Regions from separate parts of the Homo sapiens genome. Here region 2 is linked to region 1. The links are chromatin loops, found by intact Hi-C in ENCODE. Cell type or tissue: PC-9. All regions are shown on one strand. Links, peaks and the distances in the headings refer to the core of each region. The heading gives the core; the rest is flanking DNA.

Region 1 (15,218 bases), core at 5,506-10,505:
GCAGGTCTCAGCCTCATTTTACCCAGCCCCTATTCAAGATTGAGTCACTCTGGTTTAAACACCTCTGATATGATCATAGCTCACTGCAGCCTCAGCCTCCCAGGCTCAAGTGATCCTCCCAAGTCAGCCCCCCAACCAGTTGGAACTATAGGGGTGTGCCACTACGCCTGGAAATTTTTTTTAATTTTTTTTTTTTTTTTTGAGACAGGATCTTGCAATATTGCCTAGGCTGGTCTCGAAGTCCTGGGCTCAAGCCATCCTCCTGTCTCAGCTTCTCAAAGTGCTGGGATTACTGGTGTGAATCACGATGCCCCACCAAGTCAGCACTTTCTACTTCAAGTAGTCTTTTAACTTTGAAAAACTGGGTAGTACTGTTCCCATTATACTGAGTTATATTGAGCTAGAAATTGGGACTCCAGGAAGTTAATTAACTTACCCAAGTTCACACACCTAACAAGTGATGGAGGTGAGATTTGAACTCTACCTGCACGACTTCAAAGCTTGGTAGCCTTCTTGTGTGCCAGACTTCTTCTCTAAGAACATTTGTAAATATATATATATATATATATATATATATATATATATATATATATATATATATACACACACACACACACATACACATATATATAATTTAGAAATCATAGTTTAAATTTAAATTGGTGGGAGATTAGTAATATGCTGGGATTTTGTTGCTTGATCAAAATTATGCAACTATTAAGTGATGGAGAAAGAATTCAAACCCAGGTCTAATAAAGGGTTTCACATTAACCTACCCCCTCTAATGATCCAAGAATTGTGATGCTAACAGCAGTAACATGAATATCACATACATTTTGTATGGCACTTTAAAGGTCTCAGAGTTGTCATTTTGGCCCCACAATACTGGGCGGTTCTGGCAGGGCAGAGCTTCCACGCAGTTCACAAGTTAGGAAACCAAGACTGTGAAAGTTAAACCTAAGGGCTCACAGGCAGGAAATGGTCCTAAAATCTAGGTCTTGGGCAGCAAATTCTGAGTCCACAGCCTTCACTGTCATCAAAAGACCTCAGAGCAATTTTAAATGGACATATCCCCAGCTGTGAATAGAGAGATTTATCTCCTTTTTTTTTTTTTCCCTTTGAGACAGAGTCTCACTCTGTTGCCCAGGCTGGAGTGCAATGGCTTACAGCAACCCCCACCTCCCGGGTTCAAGCGATTCTGCTGCCTCAGCCTCCTGAGTAGCTGGGATTACAGGCACGCGCCACCACACCCAGCTAATTTTTGTATTTTTAGTAGAGACGGGGTTTCACCATGTTGGACAAGCTGGTCTCAAACTCCTCACCTCAGGTGATCTGCCCACCTCGGCCTCTCAAAGTGCTGGGATTACAGATGTGAACCACCGCACCTGGCCTCATTATCTCCTTTTTAAAGCAATTATTTAGAAGTTAGCCAAAGCCTTAATCAGCCATTAGATTCCTAAAATAATGACAGCTGCTGAGTGGGAATTTATTGAGTACTTACAATGCATAACATTGCAAATGACATGGGCCCTGTCTTCAAGGAGCTTACAAACCAGTACACATGCAAAGACATAAACATAACTGACTTGTATACAATGAAAAATTCTTTTGAGTCTATATGCACAGAAGCACGAACTGAAGCAATGATTTTAAGAGTAAGGAATATAAATACCCCTTTTGGAAAGAGGAGAGCTACTTTATGCTTTGCAGGCAAATTCTCCATAAGGGACAACTACTTTGAGTCCACAGCAGTTTGATTATTTATTCTCTTTTCTGTGTCCAAGAGCCCAAATAAACCTGTCAAAACTCTTTGGTGTCTTATTCCTGAAGAGCAATCACTATTAGTCCTATTGTGACCAGTTCTCCAGTGGCTCTGTTGGACTGCTATACTCTGGTTGGAAAAAAAAGAAAAAAAAAAAAAAAACTTCTTGCCTAAACATAAGGAATTCTCATCCTGCTCCAAGCCTTTGCGTGTACCTTTACCTCTGGAAAGCTGTTTCTTTCAACTCTTTACCTGGACAGCACTTATTCATCCTTCAGGTCCCAGTTACACTTCATGCCCACTGGGAACCTTCTGTAATTCTACAAGTCTGGAATAAAGCCTGTAGTGGTCCTTATAGGTTAGGCAATAATAAATGTCCTCCAATTCTCTCTGGCTTGAAAAAAAATAAAGGTTTCTCTCTCACACACACTACATATCCATTGCAGATTAGCTGGGGGCTGCGCTCCCTGTTATCCTCCCTCAGGGTCCTAGCCCGAAGGAGCCTCCCCCATCTGGAGTATTGATAGTCACCATGAAGGAAAAAGACTTCCACCTATATGTGACTTGTGTTGCCTCCACTTATATTCCATTAGTCAAAATAGGTGATGCCTAACTATAAAGAGGTGAAGAAGTGAAATGTCGTGCTATGTGCCAAGGAGAAGATGCAGAGTATCAGTGAAAGCCACTAAGAACCAGCACAGAGATCTTTCAGTTTGCTGCTATCACAGAATCCCAGTACTTACCACAATTGCAGGACTTATTGAACGGTATTCCAGTTACCTGATTATTAGTCAGTGTGCCCCCATAGGACCCCAAGCTTCTGAAGGGTAAGCACTCAACCTTACTTTTATATCTCATACCTGCCACAGTGTGTGGCACGTATATAAACTCAGAGGAAAAACTTGAATGAAGAGGACAATGCCTTTTTTTTTTTTTTTTTTTTTGAGACAGGGTCTCGCTCTGTCACCCAGGCTGGAGTGCAGTGGCACGATCTCGTCTCACTGCAACCTTTGTGTCCCCGGTTCAAGAGATTCTTCCACCTCAGCCTCCCCAGTAGCTGGGACCACAGGCGTGCGCCACCACGCCCAGCTAATTTTTGTATTTTTTGGTAGAGACGGGGTTTCACCATGTTGACCAGGCAGTTTCAAACTCCTGACCTCAGGTGAGCCACCTACCTCAGCCTCCCAAAGTGCTGGGATTACAGGCATAAGCAACCACACCCGGACCTATTTTTTAAAAAGGCAGGTCTGTATCTTTAAATGTATGATTTCAAAATAGTTATAATTCAAAATGCTACTTGTGTGTTATATTCCTCAGGAAAGATATACATATAGCCTTGAGCTACAATTCTGACTTTGCTTGTGAATGCAAATATTTTAACAAGTGTAACACACAGAAGCTTGAACTATCAATTATTTCTAGAGGTGTGTGTAAAATATCTTATTTATCCCAGCGATCTTAAATTAGACTGAAGAAAAGAACTCTACCTTTAAAAATACATCTCAGACTTTGCATTTGTCCTCAACTTGTCTAGCAGATTAATCAAAAGTTAGAGTTGTTTAACATGTAAGAGAGAAATGTAATATTTATTTAGTTTTCTTAGTTATGAGTGGATTTTGATGGCTAAATATGACAAGTAAATGCGAAAGATGAATTAACTGTCATAAGTTTCCATATTTATAATTAGGAATTAATTTTCCTATACACTTCAGGGCTTAAAAACATATCAGTTGAATTTTTTTCCAAACAAATTGGTTTAGAAAATAATTCACCAGTTCACTGTTGAATTCTGCCAAAATGGTAAATTCTTTGAAAACATTTAGCTACTAACAAGTAGCTTGAATAAATTAAATGGCAGTGTGAATAAATATACCCATAAGGTACCTTTGGAGAAAAACACAATGTATAAGTTTGTCATAAAAATTACAGTCCACTGAAATGTCACCTTTTCTTAAGTACAAATTTATTTTCAGAGGAACCATGTCATTTTTTAAGTGTGAGTATTGGATTTAGCAATCATTAGACTTAACATGAAGAATATACTTACCAATTTTAGCTTCTTTCACTTTGAAATCTTTTTATTGGATTGGCCCTAAGGACAATCCATGGGATGTTTTATATTTGTATAATATTTTCATATCATTATAATATTTTTATTTTGATCATCACGGTAATTCTCTGTGGTAGATGAGTCATATACATTTAGCCCCATCTAACTTGGCTATTTTCCTACTTCTACACAGTTTCCTTCTTCTCAATCCACTTTCCAGTAGTGACATTTTAACAGGCAGATTTTCATGAATACTCTCTCAGCAGCACAGAGTCAACTCTGCTCTGATTAAAATTTGGGCAAGAAAATTCGTCTTTTCCATCAAGGGCTTCTACCTATGGAATTTCCTCCTCTTCCTGATGACAAAACCCCAACTCGGTATCTTATGGAATATATCTGGATGCCTTCTTAAGAGAGATATGAGCTCCAATAAACAGATGTTTATTTTTAGGGTTATCTCACCTTGTTTTTACATTTAAAAACAACTACGAGATTTGTTTAATGCCATTAAAGTGTAACCAAACTAGAATTTATTCCTTAAAACCCCTGAAGTATGACATATCATACACTCCCTGCAAAACTATAGCACGGTTTGAACTAGGTAAAATAGTAATACATGAAGTTGCTCTTGCTATTCCTTTTTCACCATTCAGTCTCTCAACAAATATTTTTTGAGCGCTTGTTATATGCCAGGCCTTATGTAGTTAGTATTAAAATGTCGAGCAAAAGCCAAGCTTAGAATGTAAGGGGGGAGATAGACATTAATCAAATAATCATGTCAAGGAATGTGTAGTGAGCACTCTGAAGCATAGGGCTATGGTTTCAATATGGTTTGCTTGTCCCCACCAAAACTCATGCTGAAATTTGATTCTCAATGTGTTGGTGTTGAAAAGTAGGGCCCCCGGCCGGGCGCGGTGGCTCACACCTGTAATCCCAGCACTTTGGGAGGCCGAGGCGGGTGGATCACGAGGTCAGGAGTTCAAGACCAGCCTGGCCAAGATGGTGAAATCCCGTCTCTACTAAAAATACAAAAATTAGCCAGGTGCAGTGGCGGGTGCCTGTAATCCCAGCTACTCGGAAGGCTGAGGCAGGATAATTGCTTGAACCCGGGAGGCAGAGGTTGCAGTGAGCTGAGATCACACCATTGCACTCCAGCCTGGGCGATAAGAGTGAGACTCCGTCTCAAAAAAAAAAAAAAAAAGAAAAAGAAGAAGGAAAAGAAAAAGAAAAGACAAGTAGGGCCCAGGAGGAGGTGTTTGGATCATGGAGGTGGATCCCTCAAATGGCTTGGTGCTGTTCTCTCAGTAGAAAGTGAGTTTTCGCTTTAGACACACCGGGTTAGTTCTTGTGGGCATGGATTATCTCCCATGAGAGTGGGTTGTTATAAAGTCAGGACACCCTTCAGGTTTTGCCTCTTCGAAACATGTCCACTTCTTTGACCTTTTGCTGTGTTGTCACAAAGCACGAAAGATTTTACCAGAAGCTGAGCAGAGGCCAGCGTCATGCTTCTTGTACTTCCTAGCCTGCAGCACCGTGCGCTAAATAAACTTTTCTTACAAATTATCCAGCCTCAGGTATTCTGTTATAGTAACACAAAATGAACTGGGACAAGTGATAACCATTATTTCAAAGTGGATAATACCAAAGGAACTTTACTTAGGAGAGAAGAGGTCAGGGAAGCCTTGCCTGAGAAGATGACCCCTAATCTCAGATCTGACAGACAAAAAGTTAAGGATTGGGGCTTGGGATTAAGCTAGAATAAATAGAGAGTTGAAATACATACCAAAGGGCTGGGCGTGGTGGCTCATGCCTGTAATCCCAGCACTTTGGGAGGCTGAGGCGGGCAGATCACCTGAGGCCAGGAGTTCAAGACCAGCCTGGGCAGCATGGAGAAACCCCGTCTCTACTAAAAATATAAAAAAAAAAAAAAATAGCTGGGCATAGTGGCATGTGCCTGTAATCCCAGCTATTCGGGAGGCTGAGACAGAAGAATCGCTTGAACCCGGGAGGCAGAGGTTGCAGTGAGCCGAGATGACGCCACTCCAGAGGGACTCTGTCTCAAAAAAGAAAGAGAGAGACAGAGAAGGAAAGAAACAAGGAAGGAAGGAAGGAAGGAAGGAAGGAAGGAAGGAAGGAAGGAAAAGTTGGGGTCGGGAAGAGGGGCTAAACTAGTATGAGGCTGGAAAGGCTGTCGTGGCCCAAAACTGTGTTGCTGTGGTTTCAATGTTTGTTCCCTCCAAAACTCATGTTGAAACTTAATCCCAATGTAGTGATATTAACCGATGGAGCATTTATTTATTTATTTATTTTTGAGACAATGTCATGCTGTGTCGCCCAGACTGGAGTGCAATGGCATGATCACAGCTCACTGCAGCCTCAACATCCTGGGCTCAAGTGATCCTCTCACCTCAGCCTCCCAAGTAGCTGGCACTTCAGTCATGTGCCACCATACATGGCTAATTTTTTTTTTTTTTTTGAGACAGGGTCTCACTGTTGTCACCCAAGCTGGAGTGCAGTGGCACGAACATGGCTCACTGCAGCCTTGACCTCCTGGGCTCAAGTGATCTTCCCACCTAAGCCTCTTGAGTAGCTGGGACCACAGATGTGTACCACCATGCCTAGCTAAGTTTTTAAAATTTTTTCTAGAGACAGAACCTCACTATGTTGCCCAGGCTGGTCTCAAACTCCTGGGCTTAAGCAACCCACCTGCCTCAGCCTCCCAGAGTGCTAGGATTACAGGCATGAGCCACCACACCTGGCCTAAGGGATGAAGCTTTTAAGAGGTGATTGGGTCATGAGGGTTCTGTCCTCATGAATGAATTAATCCATTTAAGGATTAATGGATTAAGGGTTTGATGGGTTATGACGAAAGTGGGTGTCTTATAAAAGCCAGTTTAGCCATCTCTCATGCACCCTCTCACCCTGGAGTGCCTTCCACCATGTTATGATGCAACACAAGGCCCTCACCAGAAGCCAGCCAGACGTGGTCACCTGATCCTGGACTTCCCAGCCTCCAGAAACATGAGAAATAAATTTCTGTTCTTTATAAATTACTCAGTCTCAGGTATTCTGTTATAGCACAGAAAAGTGACATGCAAGATTTTTTCCTTATCACAAGGGCAACAGAGAGCCACTGACACAGTTTAAACAAGGGATGAACATAAGCAGACCTACGTTCTGGAAAAAAATACTTCTAACTTTATTGTGGAAAATGGGTTAAAAAGAACTCAAAGTGGATACACAGAGTGTAATGGGAAGTCTGGACGAGATGGTGGTGACTTAGATTCAGTGAAGCAGCAGTGATGAGGGTGAAAGGTGACAAATTTGAGAGATATTTAGATAAAATGGAGAGGACTTGGTAATAAGTTGGCTACAGAAGGCGAGGAAGGAAAACGGATTGAGTACAAATCTGAGGTCTCTGGCTTAAACAATGTTTAATTATTTAGCTAGTTAGAAAACATGAGAGAACCAGGTTTGATTCTGGGTCTTGGACATGCTGAATTTGAGGTATCTGTGAAATAGTCAATCTCAGAGGAGGGTCTGAGCTAGAGATTTAAATCTGGAAGTCACTAGTAATTCAAACACTGGGGATATATGGAGTGATATAAGGGGAAACAAGAACCAGGAGGGAACCAGAAGGAACTTCCCTATGTGATGACTGAACAGAGGCAAGTAAGCCTCCATAGGAGACTAGAAATGATTAACTAGGAGGAAAAGCAGGGAAGTCTATTATCTCAGAATCAAGAGGGAAGTGTTCTAAGAAGGAGGGAATGATCAATAGTCTCAATTTCTGAGAAGCAATCAAGAGAATTGAGACTGAAACGTGTACATTTGACTTAACAACATGGCAAGTGATGGCAGAATTTCAGCATGTTTAAATAGCAGTGGGTAGCTTCTGCTTGGCAGGAGAGAAGAGAGGACTTCCATTGGGATTCTGTCCAACATCATCCCAGTGGCTTAACCACTTTGTGCTATTCTGCACAATATTAGACAATTCAGAGCATCTCCCTAAACTGCATCTTATATAAAATGGGAAGTGCAACATCACACAGGATTGTCGGGAAGATGAAAATAAAACAACAGGTGAACAGAACTCTAAACTATAAAAATGAATTAAAAAGGTGCAGCAATTATTATTTCTCCTCAACCTGGGGTTCAGCCAAAGCTTATCTTTCCTATGTCGTCTTCCTCCAGGTTCTGGCTAGATAGCTAATGCACGCAGTTATCTGTGGCTGATCATGGCTTGTCATACTGCTACTCCTAGATGTCTGTGAGGGGGTCTCCTATAGCTTCAACGATAATACACAGAATCTCAAAATCCATTGCAGGCCACGTGGCTGAGCAGCAGGCAGAGATCATCCTGAGCAAAGACCTTTCTCTGCAGCATACCTAAAATCACAGCCAATAGGCAACTGCCTCGTCCAGTCCTCAGAAAGCACTGATTATTAGATAATATAAAGAATGCCACTTCCTCCCTCTCCCCTCAAATCAAATTACCCAACCTTATGAGGATTTCAGAAGGTTTTGTTTTGGTTTTGAACCAAAGGGAATGTTTAGAAAAGTAAGGCAAGAATGCCATCTTGGGGTTTCAGCTAACAACACAGTCTACCTTAGCAGCAGATAGGAAGAGGAATGTGTTCCTAGAGGTCGTTCAATGTCACTACAGCAATGGACTTAGATCCTTAAGGGCTGTTGCTGGTTGGCTACATTTAACTGTTGGAATCCCCCAATTAAACAATTAAAAATTCAGCTTAACTCACCACATTGGGGTTTGGCCTTTCAGTATGTCGAGCTTCTAGTTAAATCACTCTCAGCTTTTGCCTCCTCCTCAATGATCTTGTCTTTTCATGATCTGCTTAACAAGATGACTCAGTGTTTGGGGACATCATTTGATGACTTCCTTTTTCACCCATCCTCTCTGTTTATTTCAATATAGGTTAAAGGAAAGCAATAACAGAATTTCTCAGGTTTTTGTTTATTTTATTTTGAGAGGTAGGGGGATTATGGCTTATAGAACTAGCTCCCCAGGTTCAACAAGTATGACTACAAAGTAATAGGATTCCTTGGTGGAGTTGAGTTTTATTCCTTGATAGGACACTTTTATACTTTTTTGACTTGCATAATCCTTCCCTCACAATTTTATTTTTTAAAAGATAGTGATGAACGCAGTTATTATGGTTGGCATCTTTCATTTATCTTTCCGCATTTCACCTGTATTTACTAAAGAGAAATAAATTCAAAGGTGCAAATAATCCAGTAGCAAATAATCTGGGGCCTCAGTTTTGGATGTTTCCTTTCTTCCTGTTTGATGGGAAACCTTTCTTTGGATAGGTTCCCTATGTAGTTCTATGCAGGAGAGATGCAATGTGGGATGATGAAGAGAGAAGATTTGCAAGATGTAAACATTTGTTTACATTGTGCCTTTAGTCATAGTCGCTTATATGACTGTCTTCACCCAAACCCAGGAAGGTTTTTGTTTTGTTTTGTTTTTTTGAGATGGAGTTTCACTCTTGTTGCCCAGGCTGGAGTGCAATGGCGCAATCTCAGCTCACTGCAACCTCCACCTCCCAGATTCAAGCGATTCTCCTGTCTCAGCCTCTCAAGTAGCTCAGGTTACAGGCATGCGCCACCACGCCCAGCTAATTTTGTGTTTTTAGTAGAGATGGAGTTTCTTCCTGTTGGTCAGGCTGGTCTCAAACTCCCGACCTCAGGTGATGCTCCCACCTCGGCCTCCCAAAGTGCTGGGATTACAGGCGTGAGCCACCGTGCCCGGCTGGAAGTTTTCTTAAAATGCCTTAGAATAAGGACTCACTGTCTCCTATCTGGCATTGAGTTAGAGATCAGTAAACATTTGTTGAATCCAGCAACGTGTGTCTGAAAGGTAAGATTTGTGCTTTGTCCTTCTTTTCCTTAAAAGTTTCAGAACATACTCTTATTCTCTTGCCTTGAATTTGGAAAGTTTTTGTGGCTGCATCTGTGAGACGTGAAAGTCAGAGTGAGGTGAAATGAGAGAGCTGAGCACGAATCAAGGCAAGTACTAGCTGCTTGTTCCTTTGTCTTACTACAGAGAACGGTATGATCATTCTTTAGAAGAAAAAGAATTAGCCATGAGTGGTGGTGAACACCATTGGTCCCACGTCCTCAGGAGGCTGAGGTGGGAGGATCGCTTGAGCCCAGGTGATCAAGGCTGCAGTGAGCTGTGATCACACCACTGCACTTCAGCCTGGGCAATGAAGCGAGACCCTGTCTCAAAAATAAATAAATAAATAAATAAAAGCAAAACAAGGAGAGAAATTACGATTTTTTTTTATTTGGCCAAATGTGGAAGGGAGATAGCATGTCAGGGGTAAGGGGATGGGAAACTTCAAATATGACTCTCTTAATGTGTGTTCAGTTTACCTTTAAACTCTCTGAGGCAGGTGGGGACTCGGTTTGAGTTTAGGCTCTGTGGGAGCTGTGTGACCTTAGGTAAGTAACTTAACCTCTCTATGCCCCAGATTCCTCATCTGTAAAACAGGATTAATAACAGTACTTCCTTCATGAGTTTATTGTCTGGGTTAAATGAGCCAATGAGTGTGAAGTGTCTGGCAAACGGCCACTTCTCTATAAAAGCGTAAGCCCCAAAGGCCCAAAAGCCAACTATCCCAGGTACCCACAAGCCCATACTGCCATGGAGTATGAGCCCCCTTCTCAACATGTATGTGTGTTGCTCCTGGTTGAGGAAAGAGTGGTCACACATAAATATGGTTTGTTGAGATACACTTAAATACCTATGAAATATGAACTGCTAGGTCAACTTATAATCATTAACATCACATAAGTAAACTAAACAGGAGTTAGGCATAAAAGCTAAAAACAGAACTCTTTGGAGAAATGGGGAATGTAGATTAAAACAACTTCAAGAGTTTACTAACTATGAGAGGAAAATCACTGAGAAAGAACTGAAAAAAGTAGTTACTGTTAGGAATGTGTCCAGGCGGAGACAAAGTCCTAGGAGAAATGCATTAGTTCAGGGAGAGTTCAGGGTTTCATTACATGTGATATCTGGGGAGCTATTTGAACTGCAGCCCATCCTGACATGCAACAGAGAGACCCTCCTTTCCTAGCAATCAGGGGAGCTGAGAAACTCATTTAACGGATCCACAAGAGAGGAAAAAAGATCAGAAGCCTAAGAGTTCAGTCTTTGGAGGAGAAACTTCTAAATCCACGGGTGACGGGAATAGAAATCTAACCTTAGGGCTCAAATCAGAAAATGTTCTCTGCAGACTTTTGTTTTAGAGTAATATTGATTTCAATTTTTTTCTTGAAAACATAAGCTTCACAGTAGGTAAAGGTGGTTTCATTCACTTTCTTGACTTCTATTAAAAACTTTTAAGTCATATATTAATTTTTTTAAGTTCCGTGGTACAGGTGCAGGATGTGCAGATTTGTTACATAGGTAAACGTGTGCCGTGGTGGTTTGCTGCACCTTTAAACCCATCACCTACGGTATTCAGTCCAGCATGCATTAGCTCTTTTCCCTAATGCTCTCCCCACCCCCGCCCTCCCCTGACAGGTCCCACCGTGTGTTGTTCCCCTCTTTGTGTCTATGTGTCCTCATTGTTCAGCTCCCACTTATAAGTGAAAACATGTGATGTTTGATTTTCTGTTCCTGTGTTAGTTTGCTGAGGATAATGGCTTCCAGCTTCATCCATGTCCCTGTGAAGGACATGATCTCATTCCTTTTTTGGCTTCATAGTATTCCGTGGTGTATGTGTACCAGATTTTCTTTGTCCAGTCTATCATTGATGGGCATTTGGGCTGATTTCATGTCTTTGCTATTGTGACTAGTGCTGCAGTGAACATACGAGTGCATGTATTTTTATAATAGAATGTAAATCATTTGTTAATTTTTAAAAGTAAACATTTTATGCCTAAATAGGCATTTTCATATACTGTCAGTGGGCATGCAAATTGCTACGATGCCACCAAAGAGCAATATGTCAATGGCTATCAAAATGACAAGCGCATATGTCTTTAATGCAGCATTTTCTCTTTTAAAACATTTACCCCACAGATATACTTACACATGTAAATATGACATTTGTACAGGATAGCTCATTGCAACATATATAACAATTAAATACTCTATAGCTATAAAATGAATGAATTTATTTATATAATAGAATGGAAAGATCTCAAAGATATATTAAGAGAAAACAGCAAGATCCATGACAAACATAGTGTACTACCATTAAAAAAATAAACAAAATTAAAAAGCAAAAAAATATGTATGTGTGTTGATTCTAATATGCATACAAATTCTCTGGAAGAATAAATAAGAAACTAAAAACTAGTTACCTCTTGGAGAGAATATGAACTGGAGGACATGGAGGGCAGGAGGGGGAATTTTAACCATATGAATACATTATGTATTCAAAAAAATTAAACTACAAAAAAGTCATACTTTATAAGAAACTTAAGAACATCCCACTTTATTTTATTTTTATTTTTTCAGACAGGGTCTCACTCTGTCACCCAGGCTGGAGTGTAGTGGCACAGTCTTGGCTCACTGCAACCTCCACCTCCTGGGCTCAAGCAAACCTCCTACCTCAGCCTCCCAGTTAGCTAGGACCACAGGCTCGCACCACCATGCCTGGCTAATTTTTGTATTTTTTGTACAGACAGGATCTCACAGGCGGGTCTGGAACTCCTGAGCTCAAGTGATACACTTGCCTCAGCCTCCCAAAGTGGTAGGATTACAGGTGTGAGCCACCACACCCAGCCAGAACATTCCATTTTATGCCAAAGATAAACTTCCAAACCAGCAACTTAGTATCAAATAATAGCATTTAGGAAGGTATCCCCAAAATAAATTACAAAGAAGTAATTTAAAAACCCAAAGGCTCATATCATATGTTGATCTGAAAAGGACTCTAGTAAATCTATTTTCCAATTTCTTAGATCGTATTGCATATCTAATGAATGTAGGCTTCAACAGCTGGTTCACACCTCTGTTACTCAGGTTCTATGATGATAAACTGTGAATAACAGTGCTAGTAAAATTTCAGCCAAGATTATATGATAAAGGTGTCTCTGAAAGATCTTATAACTATCAAACCCCCCATGAATATGCAGTGACCAAGCACCTGTATTTCTCTTTCTCCCTGTGGATGAAATAGAAATATAGACCTTCATGGTAGCGTATATCATAAGACTATAATCCCCATGCCAACTGAAGTCACATTTATTTTGATCAATACTATATTCCTATCACCTATTACAATTATCTTAGCCTAGATTTCCCCAAAAGTGGAGTGGAAGACAAAGCCTGTATTTGAATAGTTATTTGAGACTGTGACACCAGTGGGCAAGAGCAAAGGAGGGAGAAGCAGTACAAGGTCACATTATCAAGTCAACTGCTGCAGCAGTAACAGGTGGATCCCGCAGGACCTTCTGGGGAGACTTCTGAAATGCCTCTCAGGCCGTCTTCTCAGAAGAAGAAAGTGGGAGGAACCCCATGCCCCACTGGTCCAGGTATCTTATGGAGCTCTAACTCCTCCACCCTTCCGGGTTGCACAGGTCTGAGTGCCAAGTGGACTCCCCTGGGAATCCAACGGATGACACAGCTGTAGAGAAGCCAGGGCAGGAAGCAAAGAGGCTCACGCTGCAGGCCAGAGGCGAAGCCCCATCAGGCTGCATCTGTGGAGCTTTGTTGAAGTCTGCAGGGAACTGGGCACCACAGCTGTGGCTGGCACAAGAGGCAAGTCTGAGAAGACCTGAAGTGGCGCTCAAGAGGTGTTCAATACACAGTGCATGTCACACGGTAAGGGCTCAATAAATATTTGTTCAATGAAAAGACCCCAGGTGACCGGATCACAGAATCAGAGAACTGGAGGAGTCCTTGCAAGTCCACTCCTCCAACCTCCCACCTGGTGTAGGTTTTCCTTCTGAAGGAGCCTAGAGATGCATCAACACTTCTCCAAAAGCGGGGCTCATCCACTACCTGTGAGGGAGCCCCTTTTGTGTTTAAGTAGCTCTACATACGAGAATGCTTTCCTCGCACAGAGAAAAATCTATCCTGCTGTAGCTTCTACCATCACTTCCAATTTGGTCCCCAACAGCATGCTGGGGCTCAACCAGCTGTGGGCACAGTGCAGCTCTAATTCACCCCTACATTGCTCATGTTAAGCGAACAGGGAGGAGAAATCCTGCATGCAGTTAATTTGGGAAAACATGACAGAATAATATGAATTGGAAAGAGATATGAAGCACTGTTCTTATGTTGATACAAGCAAATATGTTCTTTAAAAATAAAAAGGAGGCCAGGCATGGTGGCTCACTCCTATAATCACAGCACTTTGGTAGGCCATGAGTTCAAGACCAGCCTGGGCAACATAGTGAAACCCTGTCTCTACTAAAAATACAAAATTTAGCAGGGCATGGTGGTGCATGCCTGTAGTACTAGCTACTCAGGAGGCTCAGGTGGAAAGATCACCTGAGCCCGGGAAGTTGAGGCTGCAGTGAGCCATGATCGTGCCACTGCACTCCAGCCTGGGCAACATAGTGAGACTCCATCTCAAACAATAAAAAATAAAAATAAAAAGGAAATAAGTCTGTGAATACTTAAATAAAAAGATAAAAATCTGGTCTTCTTGGAGGTGAGGGTATTTTTTCTTTTTTCTTTGTGTGTGTGTGTGTGTGTGTGTGTGTTTCTGGCTTTGGTGTTATGTTTAAATAGGCATTCCTCACACTAAAATTATATAGTCACTGTTGTTTTCTTTTTCTTTTCTTTTTTTTTTTTTTTTTTTTTTGAGATGGAGTCTTGCTCTGTCGGCCAGGCTGGAGTGCAGTGGTGGGATCTCGGCTCACTGCAAGCTCTGCCTCTCAGGTTCACACCATTCTCCTGCCTCAGCCTCCCAAGTAGCTAGGACTACAGGTGCCCACCACCACGCTCGGCTAATTTTTTGTATTTTTAGTAGAATTGGGGTTTCACTGTGTTAGCCAGGATTGTCTCGACCTCCTGACCTCGTGATCTGCCCACCTCAGCCTCCCAAAGTGCTGGGATTACAGGTGTGAGCCACCGCGCCTGGCCAGGGTATTTTTTCTCACACTCTGTGCTCTTAGCTGAGCCCACTTGGAGGAAAACATCTACACTGTTGATTGTTTTTGCTTAAGTTCATGGCCACTCACCTTGAGGGAGCCCATAGTTGACCTGAAAGTCCTACCAGTTCATTCACTCTCCCATTCCAACCCCTTCTCCCCATGGCCACTCTCAGCTGATGGCCTTGCTTCCTATTTTATTGAAGACATAGAAGCACTCAGAAAAGTCTACCAGTTGCCATCACTATATCCACCAGCATCTGTGGATGTGATACTGGCATCTGTGGCCACATTCCCTGGCTTTCTTCCTGTTACTACAATGTG
Region 2 (15,218 bases), core at 4,919-9,918, 77 kb before region 1:
CTCATGCCCCCCACCACCACCATTTGGAAACCTATCTCTGGACCCTGACTTTAAAAGTCCCCAACTTAGATAAATAAATGAAAAATAATAAACAATATAAACAAGAAACAAGAAAACAATAAAAAGATCAGGAGCTAAATTAAACAGTACATGTGTCAGTTTGTATAAACTTACTGTAAACACTAGAAGGACTTCAGAAAAAGTGACCAACATTGAAACAATCTCTAAAAATATGATCTAGGGGTTGTGTGATGCAGATGAGCCTTTTCTGGATCCTTGGCTTCCAAGGCTTTCTTGGTATTGCCTTTGCCCCATACTAATGTTACATGTAAGGTGTCACTCGGTATCCAATAAATACTTTTTTTTGAGATGAATGAACTTGAATTCCTCACATGGGCACCATGTCTTTGCTGCCCTGTAAAACCCTACCACTTGTGTCTGGTTTGGTGAGAAACACCCCAGGAGGGCAGTGAGTCTGCTTGAAAGTAGGTGTGGAGTTTTGCTTATGAAAGGACTCAATGCTTCCAAGAGTTGTGCAGAAAACACCTGAGTCCTGGGTAGAAAGAAACCACAAAAACTTGAAGCAATCAGGAACTGTTTTGTTTGGTTTTTAACAGCAAATACAAGTTTAAAGTACACCTTGACATCAATTTAAAATTTAGCATTACAGCATTCTGAATGTTTTCCTTCAGCAAATATTCATGGAGAGCTTGCTATATTTCAGATGTGTGCTAGATCCTACAGATCTAGATTTTTGCAAAAATGAACATGACAGACCTGAATCCTGTCCTCACCCAAATTAATGAAGGGACTACAGAGGCCACCTCCCTGGTCATTCTGTAGATGGAGAAAGCAAGACCCAGTGAGAGGGGTTATAATTTTCCCAAGATCACACAGCTAATTAGGGACAGAGTTATGACCAGAACCCAGAGCTTCTGGCCTTCCAAGAGCACAATCATCTTAGTAAGAATTTGATGATAAATTAGGGGATTAAAATATTTCTCCACCAAACATTTCATTAAGCTTTTTCTTTTCTTTTTTGAGACAGAGTCTTGCTCTGTCACCCAGGCTGGAGTGCAGTGGCAAGGTCATCTCGGCTCACTGAAACCACCACCTCCTGGGTTCAAGTGATTCTCCTGCCTCAGCCTCCCAAGTAGCTGGGATTATAGGTGTGTGCCACCACGCCTGGCTAATTTTGTATTTTTAGTAGAGATGAGGTTTCACCACGTTGGCCAGGCTGGTATCGAACTCCTGACCTCAAGTGATCTGCCCACCCCAGCCTCCCAAAGTGCTGGGATAACAGACATGAGCCACTGCGTCCGGCCAAGCATTTTATTAAGCTTCTACTGTTTTCTGTACCAGTCCTTGGCTAAGTGTCCAAGATGCTGAAATGTATGATATACAACTTGACCTTCTAAGATATGGCAGCTAAAGTAAATTTGATTGTAGAAGCCAATGATTTGATAATAAAGTAGCTTTTTATATGGGCAAGTTCTGCCTAAACAAACAAACAAAAAACCTTAGTTTAGGGGATCACAGGCAATTGTTGAGAGGAAAAAACAGGAAAACAGAAAAAGGAGACAAATGGCAACAGTAAAAATGTAGAGCAGAAATTGAGCCATGTTTTGGTGGTTTGAGTGTTTTACTCCGAGGGGTTTGTGTTCCCCTTTGTAACCTTGTAAACCACACCGGCAAAGAACATCAACACCTTTGGGAACCTGCACATCTGCAGAGCCAAGTCAGCATTGAAAGGGGGTGAAAGGATAGCATCAAAAAGTTCAGCTACTGGGGTGGGGTAAAAGCCCTGACCATAAATACTTTGGCCAGATAGAATTTCTAACACATTGCATGCCTGGGGCTTGCAGGTGGGCCTTTGAAATCTTTCCTCGGGGCTTGGCAACAGTGTGGTGCCTCTGTTCATGCCTTTATTGATGTATCCATTAGAAAGTGACATGATTTGCTTACTAAGTTTCTGTTTAATTTGCATCTTAATGTCCTATCATTAAGATATAAATACAGGCATAGGGAATTGAGTAATTTAGAAATTCCCTCTGGGGATTTGGCAGCAGGACTGTGAACATGGAAGGCTGCAGCCTGGAAAAGTGGGTATCTGAGCAGATCCACACCTTGAGAAGTGTTTGGAAAAGAACCTACCTGCCGCAGCATCGCACCTGAAAGCCCGAGGTGCAGGTGCATGCCATTGGCCACATGTATTTTACATCAGAGGTAGATGCTCGCCAGGGTCAGTTCTCAGCATCTCCAGGAAGCCCTTGGTGTTTATTTGTTTTCCTCCTTGTGTTTCCTGCATACAGAGGTTTGTAGACACTGCCACAGTCTTTGCCTCCAGATCCACAGGCAATTTTGCTTCAGAACGCTCTGTGGTTTGGGTACCTTAGGAGTGGAATAATATAAGGAAAACAATGGGAGCCAAACAGCCCCGAGTTTCAGTCTTTCCATGAGTTATGCAACATCTCCAAATGTTAGTGAGCTCTTTTCTGGGAAATGGCTATCATAGTTAATTTGAAAAATTGTTGTGAAGCCTAAATGAGTTAATATGCTTACAATGCCTAACAGGTTACCTGAGTCAGTAGGAGCCTAAAATCATCAATGTTCTTCGCTTTCCTGTTAGCACCTCTTTGGCTTCTGAACTTCTCAAACTCCCAAATGAAGCTCTATGAGGACCAAATGGAGGGCTCTTGATCATCCAAAGTGCATTTTTCTCTGGCCCATTCTCCAGAATGAAAGTTGGTAGCCTCAAATGGCTGCTTCTTGTAAATGGGCAAAGAGCATTGAATGGCTTGTCTAAGTCATTTCAGGAAATAGCTTGGTTCAGCCCCGCTCTTTCCTCTCTCCAGAGCGGAGAGCCCCAGCTGTGTGTACATAACATTGGGAGTTGAAAGTGCACTAGAGAGCATGTCATTCAACCCTCTCCGTTTAAAGATGAGAAAATTGAGAGTGAGAAGGATGGAGGGATGTGCCCAAAGCCATGTTGTTACTTAGTTGCAGAATTGTAAGGAGACCTAATGTCTCCTGTTTTTATGGAGATGTCATCATTTTCAAAGGACTTTCATAATTTTTATTTTATTTCATCCTCGTGGCAAATTTAAGAAGAAGAAAGTAGTGCTATTTCCATTGTACAGATGAGTAAACTGAAATTTAAAGAGGAAGCAAAATATAGGCCTCAAACCAGAGTCTGTGAACTTCAGGCCCCACTCAACTGCCAATGCTTTTTCTCTTTTCTAGAAAGAGACAGGGTCTTGCTCTGTCACCCAGGCTGGAGTGCAGTGGTGCAATCATGGCTCACTGCAGCCTCAAACTCCTGGGCTCAAGTGATCCCTTCACCTCAGCCTCCCTAGTACCTGGAACTATAGGCACACACCATCACATCTGGCTAATTTATAATTTTTTTGTAGAGACAGGATCTTCCTATGCTGCCCAGGCTGATCTTGAACTCCTGGGCTCAAGTGATCCCTTCACCTCAGCCTCCCTAGTACCTGGAGCTATAGGCACACACCATCACATCTGGCTAATTTATAATTTTTTTTGTAGAGACAGGATCTTCCTATGCTGCCCAGGCTGGTCTTGAACTCCTGGGCTCAAGTGATCCTCCCACCTCAGCCTCCCAAAGTGGTGTGATCACAGGCATGAGACACCATGCCTGGCAATGCTTTCTTCATTAGCTCTGAAAAGTGTAGCCATGGCCCAGACCCAAGATACCTCACATATCACAGTAAGGAGGAAAGGGAGGAAAATGCTCACATTAATCCTTAAAGGCAAAGGGGCAGAAGGAAGATTCCAAGAAAAATCTGTTTGTTCATTCATTCATTCGTTCTTACATCAAACACTTTCTGAGCAGCACAATATTTGAGGAACAGTGTTAGGTGATGCAGGAATATAGCGGCAAATCAAACATCATCAAACATTTGGAACCCTTTAGGAGCTTACAATCTAGTAAAGAAGTTCACCATTTGTGAGCATTTATCTAACAAGAGGCTCTTCTCTTTTACACAATAAAATAAAAACAGATAAAACTTTACTGTTTGAAGTGTTTGGGCCCACTTCCTAAACTTAATAAGTATAGTCTGGTGATTTTGAAAATTGATAACTGAGGGTTCACCCTACACTGAAATTCTGAGCATCACTCATTGTTGTATAAGAACTAGGATTGTGGATCCAGAAAGACTAGGCAATTAATTGCATTCATTAATCTGGACTGAAACCCTGAAGGTTAGTTTCTAAATATATAGGTTTTGGTTTTGTTTCTTTTTCTTATTAGATTCTGGAAATGGAAAATCTAATATTTTGAGATTGTAATTAATTGGATTTTGGCTAACTGAGCCTTTATTGTATGCATTTTACAAAGCATAATGGTAGTTGGCAAAACTCCATGATCTTTCATTCAATAATCTTGAATTTCTACTTGCCAAATGCCATGTAACACATGAATTAGGTCTTTAATCTCAAGGGGTTTATAAACTAGTTGATCCCAGCTGGCAAACATAAAATATGAATGCTGCCACTTCTGCTTCTTGTGCTCATCACAGGCAATGCTAATTGATCACAGACCTCTTGATGCATTTAGACCTGGCCTCAGAATCTTTCTTATCAGAAAGCTTCCAGTTACTACCAGTAATTAAAAGTTGCTTACTTGTTTAAACCTATTTGCTGCCTCTGTGCTATATGAACGCTTACTCACTCAGCATATGTGGAGAAAACATAGTGGTGTTTCCAATAATGCCACAACAAAGGGCCATACTGAAATGAGTACAAATCCACTTCAATTCACTCCTTTAGTGCTTCCATGCATATAAATTATATTATATGGCAGAGAAACTTCATTTGTTAAATACTTGAAGCTCCGTTTTCATCAGCTCTATATACGGTTTGGAAATAACACAAATTTAAAAATCTAAATATCACTAATAGATGTTAACTATATAGAAACTACTACTGGATAGTCACACTAAAAAAATGTTAAGGCCAGGCATGGTGGCTCACGCCTGTAATCTCAGCACTTTGGGAGGCCGAGGCAGGCAGATCACCTGAGTTGGGGAGTTCGAGACCAGCCTGACCAACATGGAGAAACCCTGTCTCTATTAAAAATACCAAATTAGCCAGACATGGTGGCACATGCCTATAATCCTAGCTACTCGGGAGACTGAGGCAGGAGAATTGCTTGAACCCGGTAGGCGGAGGTTGCGGTGAGCTGAGATCGAGCCATTGCACTCCAGCCTGGGGAACAAGAGCGAAACTCCATCTCAAAAAAAAAAAAAAAAAAAAAAAAAGTTAAAAGGTGAAGGTACATTCAGGGGTGCTTACATTCCATTTGGATTTTCATTTTATGAGTCAGTCTCTACAAATGCCTGGCTAAAACATGTTCACTTATAAACACTCTGACAAAGTTACACCAAAATGATGTGGATGACAGACAGGATGGATTCAAGTAAGATTTCATTTTTCCTTTTCCTCAAAAACCTGCATTCTGGACATTTGTGTTACATTTAAAATTTTGTCCCTCAAAGCAGGCAATGATGGCCACATTAGAAGTAATAATTCCAACCAACCTTGACAATTGGTTACCTATCCATTAACTACAAAACCTGTACTCAAAACAGTAGAGAGTGAAGAAGAGCTACTGTTCCGCACAGACCCCAGATGAAATGAACAAGCCATGTGAGGCACGTGCTGTGAAAGTGAGGCTGTCACCACCCAGGCCTGCATTAATGGAACCACAGGCACCAGGAGAAGAGAATGAGATCCTGCCTGACTCTGCAAGCCAAAGCATATCCATGGCATTTTTTCCAGCTCTAGACATCCAACTTTAAAAAGCTGGAGGCTGCTCTAGATAGAAAAATACCTGGAAGCTACAGCATTAAAAGGACAGAAGAGAAAGGGGAAAGGCTCTATACAGTGGCAGATCCAGGTTTTGTGGGGTCTAAACCTGGTATAATACAGTAGGAGTGAGAAGGGGAGAATCTCCTTCAAGAAAATGAATGCAAAATTACAATGACCAAAGTAAATGGGAATTTGACTGCTTATTTTGAATGAGAAAACAGATCACAATAAATCATTGGAGACTTAAGGATTGAGGTCACTTTCCTTTTGAGAGCTCTAGGCAGTTTACCAGAGATATGTAGGCAGAAATGGCTTCCTGGTGGGAGCCTGGCTTCCCCTCCCCTCCTAGGAATCTCTCTAACTCTCAGCACCCATGGGCTTGCAGTGGGGAGAGGCCCTGAAGCCTGAACTGTGACCGCTTCACAGTTAATCTTCCTCTGGCTGTGTATGTGTGTGCGGTGGGGAGGCAGCCTTCAGAACCCTGGTGGGAAGGATGATAGTAGCTGTGTTCAAGGACTAAGTATTTGCTACTCTGGTGTTCCTGGAGATAGAACTTGGGCCCACAGTAGAAACTGCAGCAAGGTAGATTTGAACAACAGTATAAAAACTCAAACATCCGGAATTGTTCATCCACAGAATTAACTTTCTGGCCACGTGGGAAGAAAAGCAGAAATGGATTCATTGCCTTGCAGAAGGCTGTAACCTAGATCTCTTCTTGGTAGAACTTAGCCTAGAATTTAATCTCGAAAATCTTTCAAACTCTCAAGCTCTGTGTCATTCCGTTATGATCATCTGTCCCTTTTACCTGCCCTGTTTTTTATTTATCCTGCTCTTGGAGATCCCAGATTTCTTTCAGGGGAAACCAACCCCTCACACAGCCAGCCAGTGTGGTTTGCAAGAGCTCATGTTGTCCTCCTCTCCAGCCCCAGGATGGGCATATGTTCTAGTTGTAGAGACACCAGTGCTAATCCAACGAGCCAAAAGTCAGGGGGTTTTTTTGTTGTTGTTATTTTGTCTTTGTGTTTGTTTTTTTGAGACAGAGTCTCGCTGTGTCGCCCAGGCTGGAATGCAGTGGTGCTATCTTGGCTCACTGCAACCTCACCTCCCGCGTTCAAGCGATTCTCCTGCCTCAACCTCCCGAGTAGCTGGGATTACAGGCATGTGCCACCACGCCTGGCTATTTTTTTTTTAGATGGATTGTCGCTCTTGTCACCCAGGCTGGAGTGCAGTGATGCGATCTCAGCTCACTGCAACCTCCCTCTCCCGGGTTCAAGCTATTCTTCTGCCTCAGCCTCTTGAGTAGCTGGGATTACAGGCACATGCCACCACGCCCGGCTAATTTTTTGTATCTTTAGTAGAGACGGGGTTCACCATGTTGGCCAGGCTGATCTCGAATTCTTGACCTCAAATGATCCGCCCACCTCGGCCTCCCAAAGTGCTGGGATTATAGGCGTGAGCCACCGCACCCGGGGCCGTGAGTCAGTCTTGAAACTCTGGGCGTTCCCGTATGAATAGAAGAGCTCTCTTCTGGCTGGAGTTGCTAAGCCAGAGGATGCAGGTCTGGAACTTTCAGAAATTATCTTGCCTGTTTGAGAGGGGAGCCACCGAAAAGGAAAGCAGAGCTGAGAGATGGAGACGTGCAAATTTGCAGGCGGTGTGGAGAACCTGGAGTGAGCCATGCCTGAGTTACAGCCCCTGTACGTTGAGCCAATAAATTCCTATTCCTGCGTTTCTCAAGCTAGTTTGAATTGGACATGACTGACTCACTAATAAGACCTCAAATTCATCCCAAAGACCTGATGCCCCTAACTTTTTGAGTAAACACCACCCTTTAGCTCTTATTTCTAAGACGACCATGTTTGGTCACATTTTATACTATTTTAGATATTTAAAGGCATTTTGCTTGTTTATTTTTGTTGGCATTTTGAATTTTTAGCCCACTTTTGGAATCATAGTGCTATTATCAATGGAAAGTTCTGCTGTGCAGTTTTCATTCATGTGACATCTATAATAGGGTTTCATATTTTTGGATGTAGGTAATCAAACTTTCCCACTTAGGAGCCTAAGGTGATGTATGTGTTTATCTTTGGAAAGTATGTGGAGAATTTTGCTATGGTAGGTATTCCAAGTGTTTTTCATCTTGATCACTAAACAAGATTTATGTTCTCACTCACAGACGATGACAAAGCTAATAAATTAGACGTGCCGACAACCCTTCAATAAAGAAACTATTTTTCTACAGTTAACAGTCCTTTTAGATATTAATAAGCTTACTTAGTTTTAATCAACTTGTCATAGGCAAAACTGCCTCCTAAAGAATATAAAGCCTAAGGAAAACAAACCGAATTAAAAATGTTTTTTTTCCCTTACATTGAAATTCCTTAAGTGAAACACATATGCAAAATCAACATGCTATACGGGCAATCCCTACTTAGCATGGCAGAGCAGAACTACAAAAATGACCAAGAAGCTGTAACCCCACAAAGTATTCTTAATAACTGTAAAAAAATATATGATTGATTTTTGACTTTTAAGAATTTTTTGTCAAAGCGCTAAAATTGATCATACTATCAATTATAAACATATAAGGAAATCAAAAAATAGTAAAACTAATATGTATTTAGTACACTGTAATTTAAAACATGAGAAACATTGAGAATTAAAGTACTTTATTTATAAGAAACTTATCAAAAGTAGTTTGAAAAGCGCTTCTCTTCTTTCACCACGCTACTTGCCATATGAAGCAGGCATCTTTTCTATACCCTTGGTGAATTGTCAGGCTTCTTTCTAAGCTTGGATCAGCTTCCAACCTTTTGTCGAATGCATTTGTAATTGTGTGAATTATTTTCAAGAATTATTTTAATGTGAATTTTTTGCTGCATCCCTTTCTCTGGGACTTCATCTTTTTCATCATAATGAAACGGGTGGGCATCTTTGGAATGCTACCTACAAATCAAGTCTCACAACTCTATCAGCTTTGAATAGACCTACTTAAGCTCCACAGAGAGTTATTTTGAAACTGCAACTCAGAAGCCAAGTCCGTGTTGGAGATTGTAGGGTTTTATGGAATTTCAATGTGTCTTCTTTAAATCAGAAATATAGAGAAGCCACATTATTTAGCAGGACACAAATAGCTTGGAATACATGGCTTCAGTGGTGTCAGAGGACACTTTACGAAAATATTTATCTTATTTTGAAGGAGTACGGCAGGTGGCACGATGGGAAAGGTGGTCTTTGAGAACATCCTATTAACTGCTTGGCACTTGGCTTGCTCCTGGTCAGTGTGATCAAAAATAGACAGGGCACACGTAATCATACATGGCTCACCCTCTCTAGGAACTCTCCTTAATTGCCTGAAGCATTGACAGATCAATATAGTTGTTTGAAAACTTAAGAGATGTTTTCCAAAATGCCAGTTGTCAAAATGTTGCAAAATTATTCTCTCTGCCTCTTCCCCACTGGCTTTCCCTTTCCATAATTTCTGCCCTAGAGGCAAAATTGATGAGCAGCAATAGTCAGTAAGAATTTATTTTTTTAAATTTTTGAGACAGGCTCTGACTCTGTTACCCAGGCTGGAGTGCAGTGATACAATCATGGCTCGTGGCAGCCTTGACCCCCCTGGCTCAAATGATCCTCCCACCTCAGCCTCTTGGTAGCTGGGACCAGAGGTGTGCACCAACACACCTGGCTAATTTTTGTATTTTTTGTAGAAATGGGGTTTCATCATGTTGCTCAGGCTGGTCTCGAACTCCTAAGCTCAAACGATCCTCCCGCCACAGCATCCTACAGTGCTGAGATTACAGGTATGAGCCACCGTGCCCATCTGTAATATTTTAAAGAGCTGTCAAAAACAGTTTCAGAGGCATTAACAACTGTTTGCTATGTAAGCAATCAACTTTTAACCAACATCTCTTCAACTATCCTTTTTTTCTTTCAAAAAATTTTGTATTAAATATTGAATACATATAAAAATATATTTATATCATATGTGTAAGATGTAAAGAAAAATAATGAAATGAATACTCATTCATAAAATTACCAGTATCCCCAAAAGCCCTGTGTGATCCTTCTTACTGCTCAACCTTTCCTTCTTACAGAGGAAACCTCTATTTTAAATTTATTTTTATTATTCCTTATATAATCCCTGAATTTTATACGCATGTATCCCTAAGTCATATGATTACATATTGTTTGATTTTGCATGTTTTTGTATTTAGTATAAATATAAGGATACTGTAGGTCTTCTTTGCTTTTCCTCCCATGTTATTATGTTCCTGAGATTTACCCTGTGGATGCATGTTGCTGCTATATGGTTTTAAAACGTGTGAATTTACCATTATTTATTTACCTATTCTACATTGCTGCATATTTGGGTAGTTTCCTTTGTTTTTTTAGGCAGTGCTGCTATAGAATATTTTGTATGTGTCTCACACTACCTCCGTGCTAGAGATGCCTTAGGGCAGTAGATCTCAAATTTCAGCATGCCTTTTAATTTCCTGGAACACCTACAAACGTCGCAGACTCATCCCTGAGAATTCTGACTCCTTCTGAGATGGAGTCCAGGAATCTGCATCTTGCAGCCTCCCTGTTGATTCTGATGCACGTGGTCCACTGACCTTCCCTTTGAGAACCACTGCTGGTGTATATACCGAGGCATACAATGCCAGACAGTAGGGTATGCGATCTGTAACTTTACTTTGAAGTTCAAAATTGTCTTTTTTTTAATTATTATTATTATTTTACTTTAAGTTTTAGGGTACATGTGCACAATGTGCAGGTTGGTTACATATGTATACATGTGCCATGCTGGTGCGCTGCACCCACTAACTCGTCATCTAGCATTAGGTATATCTCCCAATGCTATCCCTCCCCCCTCCCCCCACCCCACAACAGTCCCCAGAGTGTGATGTTCCCCTTCCTGTGTCCATGTGTTCTCATTGTTCAATTCCCACCTATGAGTGAGAATATGTGGTGTTTGGTTTTTTGTTCTTGCGATAGTTTACTGAGAATGATGATTTCCAATTTCATCCATGTCCCTACAAAGGACATGAACTCATCATTTTTTATGGCTGCATAGTATTCCATGGTGTATATGTGCCACATTTTCTTAATCCAGTCTATCATTGTTGGGCATTTGGGTTGGTTCCAAGTCTTTGCTATTGTGAATAATGCCGCAATAAATTGTCTTTTAAAGTGGCTGTACCACTTACACTCCCACCGAAAAGATATGAGTTTCCATTGTTTCACATCCTTGCCAATATCTCAAGATTTTTAATGTTTCTTAATCCTGAGAGTGTAAAGTGGTATTTCATTGAGATTTTCCTAGAGTCTGGATTCTAATCCTTTGTAAATTGCCTTTCACTTTCTTTATAGTGACTTTGATGAAAACTTTTTAATTTGAAGTGATTTAAACATATATTTTCCACTATGGAATGCATGTTTTTAGAGTTTTGTAAAAGAAATTTTTCCTGTCTCTGATTTATAAAGATCTTCCCCTGTGTTGTTTTCTAAAATAATCATAGTTTTGCCTTTCATATTTAAGTATTTAATCCACCTGGGATTCATTTTGTGTATGCTATGAAGCAAGGATTCAAATTAAATTTTTTTCCATATGGATAATCATTCATCCCACTACCTTTTTTATGAGTTACTTTTTTATTGGAATTGTATTGCATCTACACAGGTCAATTTGGGAGCATTGACATATATAATACATTAATTTTCTTATTCACATATATAGAATACCCCCATATTTATTTTAAATTGTCTTTTAATAAACTTTAATACTTTTTGGTATAAAGAGCTTACACACTTTTTGGTTGCATTCATTTCTAAAACCTTTATATCCTTGCTATTTTCACAGATTTTATCTTTTTAAAATTGTGTTTTCTAAATTTGTTGCTTGTATAGAGAAATAAAATTGACTTCTACATTGATTTGTTAGAAACCCACTATATTTTTGTTAATATTAATAATTTCTTAGATAAGCTTTTCTGTGTACAAAAACCAACACCATTTAGGAGCATTTTTTCATTCTTAAACTTTTTAGCATATCTTTCTCTTGCCTTGTTAGCTAGGAAGACCTTCAGGAACGCGTTATATAAAAATGGTACGTAAGAGGATATCACTATTTTGCTCTTGATCTTTCACAAATAAGTATGATATTTACTGTAAATTATGTATAAGTACTCCTTGTAATATTAAGGAATTTCCCACCTATACTTTGCTCTATTTTCTATTTCAGTAAAAGTATACTTATTTGAACCGTAAATAATTGTCAGAACTTCTCTGAAAAACCAATGGGCCTGGTGTTTTCTTTATATAGACCTTACCTATCAATTGAATTTCTGGAAGGTTTATAAAACTATTTAAGATGTTTTTTGAGTTTGTTTTTGGTTTTGGTAAGTTTATTTTTCTGGAAGTTTGTCCATTTTATCTAAGTTTGCAATTTTATTGGCATATATTTAATAATCAGGCTGTTCATTATCTTTTAAATTTCTGCTGCTCCTGTATTTATGTCTCCATTTTCATTCCTAATTACATTTATTTATGCCATCTATCATTTTTTAATGGTCAATGCTGCTAAAGGTTTGTCAATGTTATTAATTATCTTCAAAGAACCAATCTTTGACTTTGTTGATCCTCTTTGTTGAGTATTTATCTTCTATTTCATTAATTTTCACTAGGATCTTCAGTATTTTTTTTTCGTTTAGTTGGTGTTTATTCTGTTCTTCTTTTTCTAACATCTTGAGAGAGATAACAGTGTGAGATATTTTTAAACCTTCCTCTGACCATATAAAGCTATAAATTTGCCTCTAAGTAGTTCTTTGGCTATACTTCACAGGTTTGGGTATGGATTACTTTTATTTATTCCACTTGTAATTGATTTCTTATTTGGTCCATGAGTATGCAGAACTATATTTCTTAATTTTTAAACTTTTGGTGCTTTCTAATTATCCTTTTGTTACTTTGTAACACAATTACATTTTGCTCACAGAACATGAATTTTGTAGACGTTTATTTATGATTATGTGTGAGTACAATTTTGCACGTTCTATGTAAGTTTGGAAAGTGTGGTTGCCAGAATAATGATCTCCCAAAGATGCCTATGCCCTAATGCCTGGAATATGTAATTATGTTATAATATATACCACACATAAAAACTTTGTAGATGTGTTTAAGATTACAGACCTTGAAATGGGGAGATTATCACAGATTATCCAGATGGGCCCAATCTAAATATATGAGCCTGTGAAAATGGAGAAACGTCTTCTGCTAATCAGAGATGTGACAGAAGAGAAGACAAGAGAGATGAGTGTATGAACTCAAACACCATTGCTACCTCTGAAGACATAGGGCTCTATGAGCGAAGGGTTGTGAAGTGACCTCTAGAAGCTTAGAACAACCTCAGGCCAACAGCCAGCAGGAACAGGGACATCAGTCCTACAACTGCACGGGACTGAACTCTGCCAACAATCTACATTAGGCTAGGAGCAGATTCTCCCCCAAAGCTCTGAGTAAGAAAAACAGTCCTGGTACCTTGGTTTTAGCCTGGTGAGACCTGTACGGATTTCTGACCTATAAAACTTTGAGATAATAAGTTTGCGTTGTTTTAAGCTGCTGATTTGGTGGTATTTGTTATGGCAGCAATAAAAACTGAAACAAAAAGGATGTGTGTTTTCCAAGTATTGGATGCAGTATATTATTTATCCATTAGATAAAGTTTGTTAATTACACTTGGAAGATCAACTGCACAGTTACTTATTTTCTGTCTTATGACTAATGGAAAAAAGATAAAGGTGGATTTTTGTTTGTTTCTCTGTGTAAGTTTATCAGTTTTTGTTTTATATGTCTTGAAGCCACATTATTAAGTAAATAGTTATTAAGAATTGTTACAGCCGTCACATTTTTTTAATCCGCTCTAAAAATCTTTGTTTTTTAACTGGGTTGTTTAGTCTTGTGTACTTATTGAGATTAATGATTGGTTTGGATTTATTTATGTATTTATTTAGAGATGGGGTCTTGCTCTGTCGCCCAGGCTGGAGTGCAGTGGTGGGATCTCAGCTCACTGCAAGCTCCGCCTCCCTGGTTCACGCCATTCTCCTGCCTCAGCCTCCCGAGTAGCTAAGACTACAGGCACCCGCCACCACGCCCGGCTAATTTTTTGCATTTTTAGTAGAGTCGGGGTTTCACCATGTTAGCCAGGATGGTCTCGATCTCCTGACCTCGTGATCCACCAGCCTCGGCCTCCCAAAGTGCCGGGATTACAGGCGTGAGCCACTGTGCCCGACCCGGTTTGGATTTATTTATGCTCCCTTATTTTGTGCTTTTCATTTGTCCTTCCAATTCTGTTTCCTTTTTTTCCTCTTTCCTTGCCTTTTTTAAGGTTTTAATCATATTTCTCTTTTGCTCATTCTCTTTTTATTCTCTTCTAAGTTGGAAGTTGTATACTCTATGTATATACTTTTAGTAACCACCTGAACATTTTAATATAAATAATTATTTTTTAAAATACAAAGTTAATATTTTACCCTTCTCAAAAATAATATAAGGAACTTAGACTATTTTAATTTTGATCATTTCAACCCTAGCTTATTTCCTATTTTCTTCCTATATTTTAATTTGTTTAATTTAAAGAAAAAAATTTTTTTACTGAAAAAAAATAGGGGCAGGGTCTCATTATGTTTTCCAGGCTGGTTTTGAACTCCTGGACTCAAGCAATTCTCCTGCCTCACTTACATTTTAATTTTATCTTATTTTTTACTGATCCCACAAATTAGACAATTATTTTTTAAGTAAATTTCCACTGAGTTTTGACTGTATATTTATTAGGATTTTTTTTGCTTATCTTTTCTCCTTGAAAACTGTACTTTCATTTGGGATCATTTATTTTCTCTGCTTGAAGGATATCACTTGGAATTTTCTTTCTTAATGGTCTTTTAATAGAAAACTCTGATTTTGCTAGGATGAAAATATCTTTACTCTGCTCCTGGAAGTTAATTTTATTGGGTATACAATTCTATTTTAATATATTTTTTCCTTTCAGAGCATTAGATCATTTTGTAGTCTTCTGGATTGCATTATGGGTTGAAAAGCCAGCTGTTAATCTAAGTGTCATTCCTTTGGGAATACTTTCCATAGCTGGTTTTAATAACTCCTTGTCTTCAATGTTATGTAATTTTATTTTGTTGTCCACATATAAATTTCCTCTTGTTTATCCTGCTTGAGATTCCTTAGGCTCTTGGAATATGACAGTTGGTGTACTTTGTCAGTTCTGAAAAATTTTCAGCCGTTCTGTCTTGAATTTCTCATACATTTCTTTCACCTCTCTTGCCATAACTCTGATTAGGTATAAGTAAAATGTTTTCATCCCATATTCTGCA

The links. Peaks named below come from ENCODE experiments on the same cell type or tissue, not always from the same donor. Only the 100,000 strongest peaks of a DNase experiment are listed, where the experiment ranks them.
Region 2: a loop joins it to region 1, with 8 times the contacts of the local background. A loop is called at or near these places in 4 of 110 quality-filtered maps.

Annotation. Positions count from the first base shown.
Region 1 is chr15:59,745,181-59,760,398 of GRCh38, reverse strand. No RefSeq gene overlaps it. Among named protein-coding and RNA genes, the nearest start is that of BNIP2, 63 kb to the right of the region's middle. In PC-9, for the core only: a CTCF peak has its summit at 8,412; a DNase peak (open chromatin) is centred at 8,408.
Region 2 is chr15:59,821,224-59,836,441 of GRCh38, reverse strand. No RefSeq gene overlaps it. Among named protein-coding and RNA genes, the nearest start is that of BNIP2, 140 kb to the right of the region's middle. In PC-9, for the core only: no CTCF peak of the experiment used is centred there; DNase peaks (open chromatin) are centred at 5,361, 7,331 and 7,951; H3K4me3 peaks cover 1,059 bases; H3K27ac peaks cover 5,000 bases.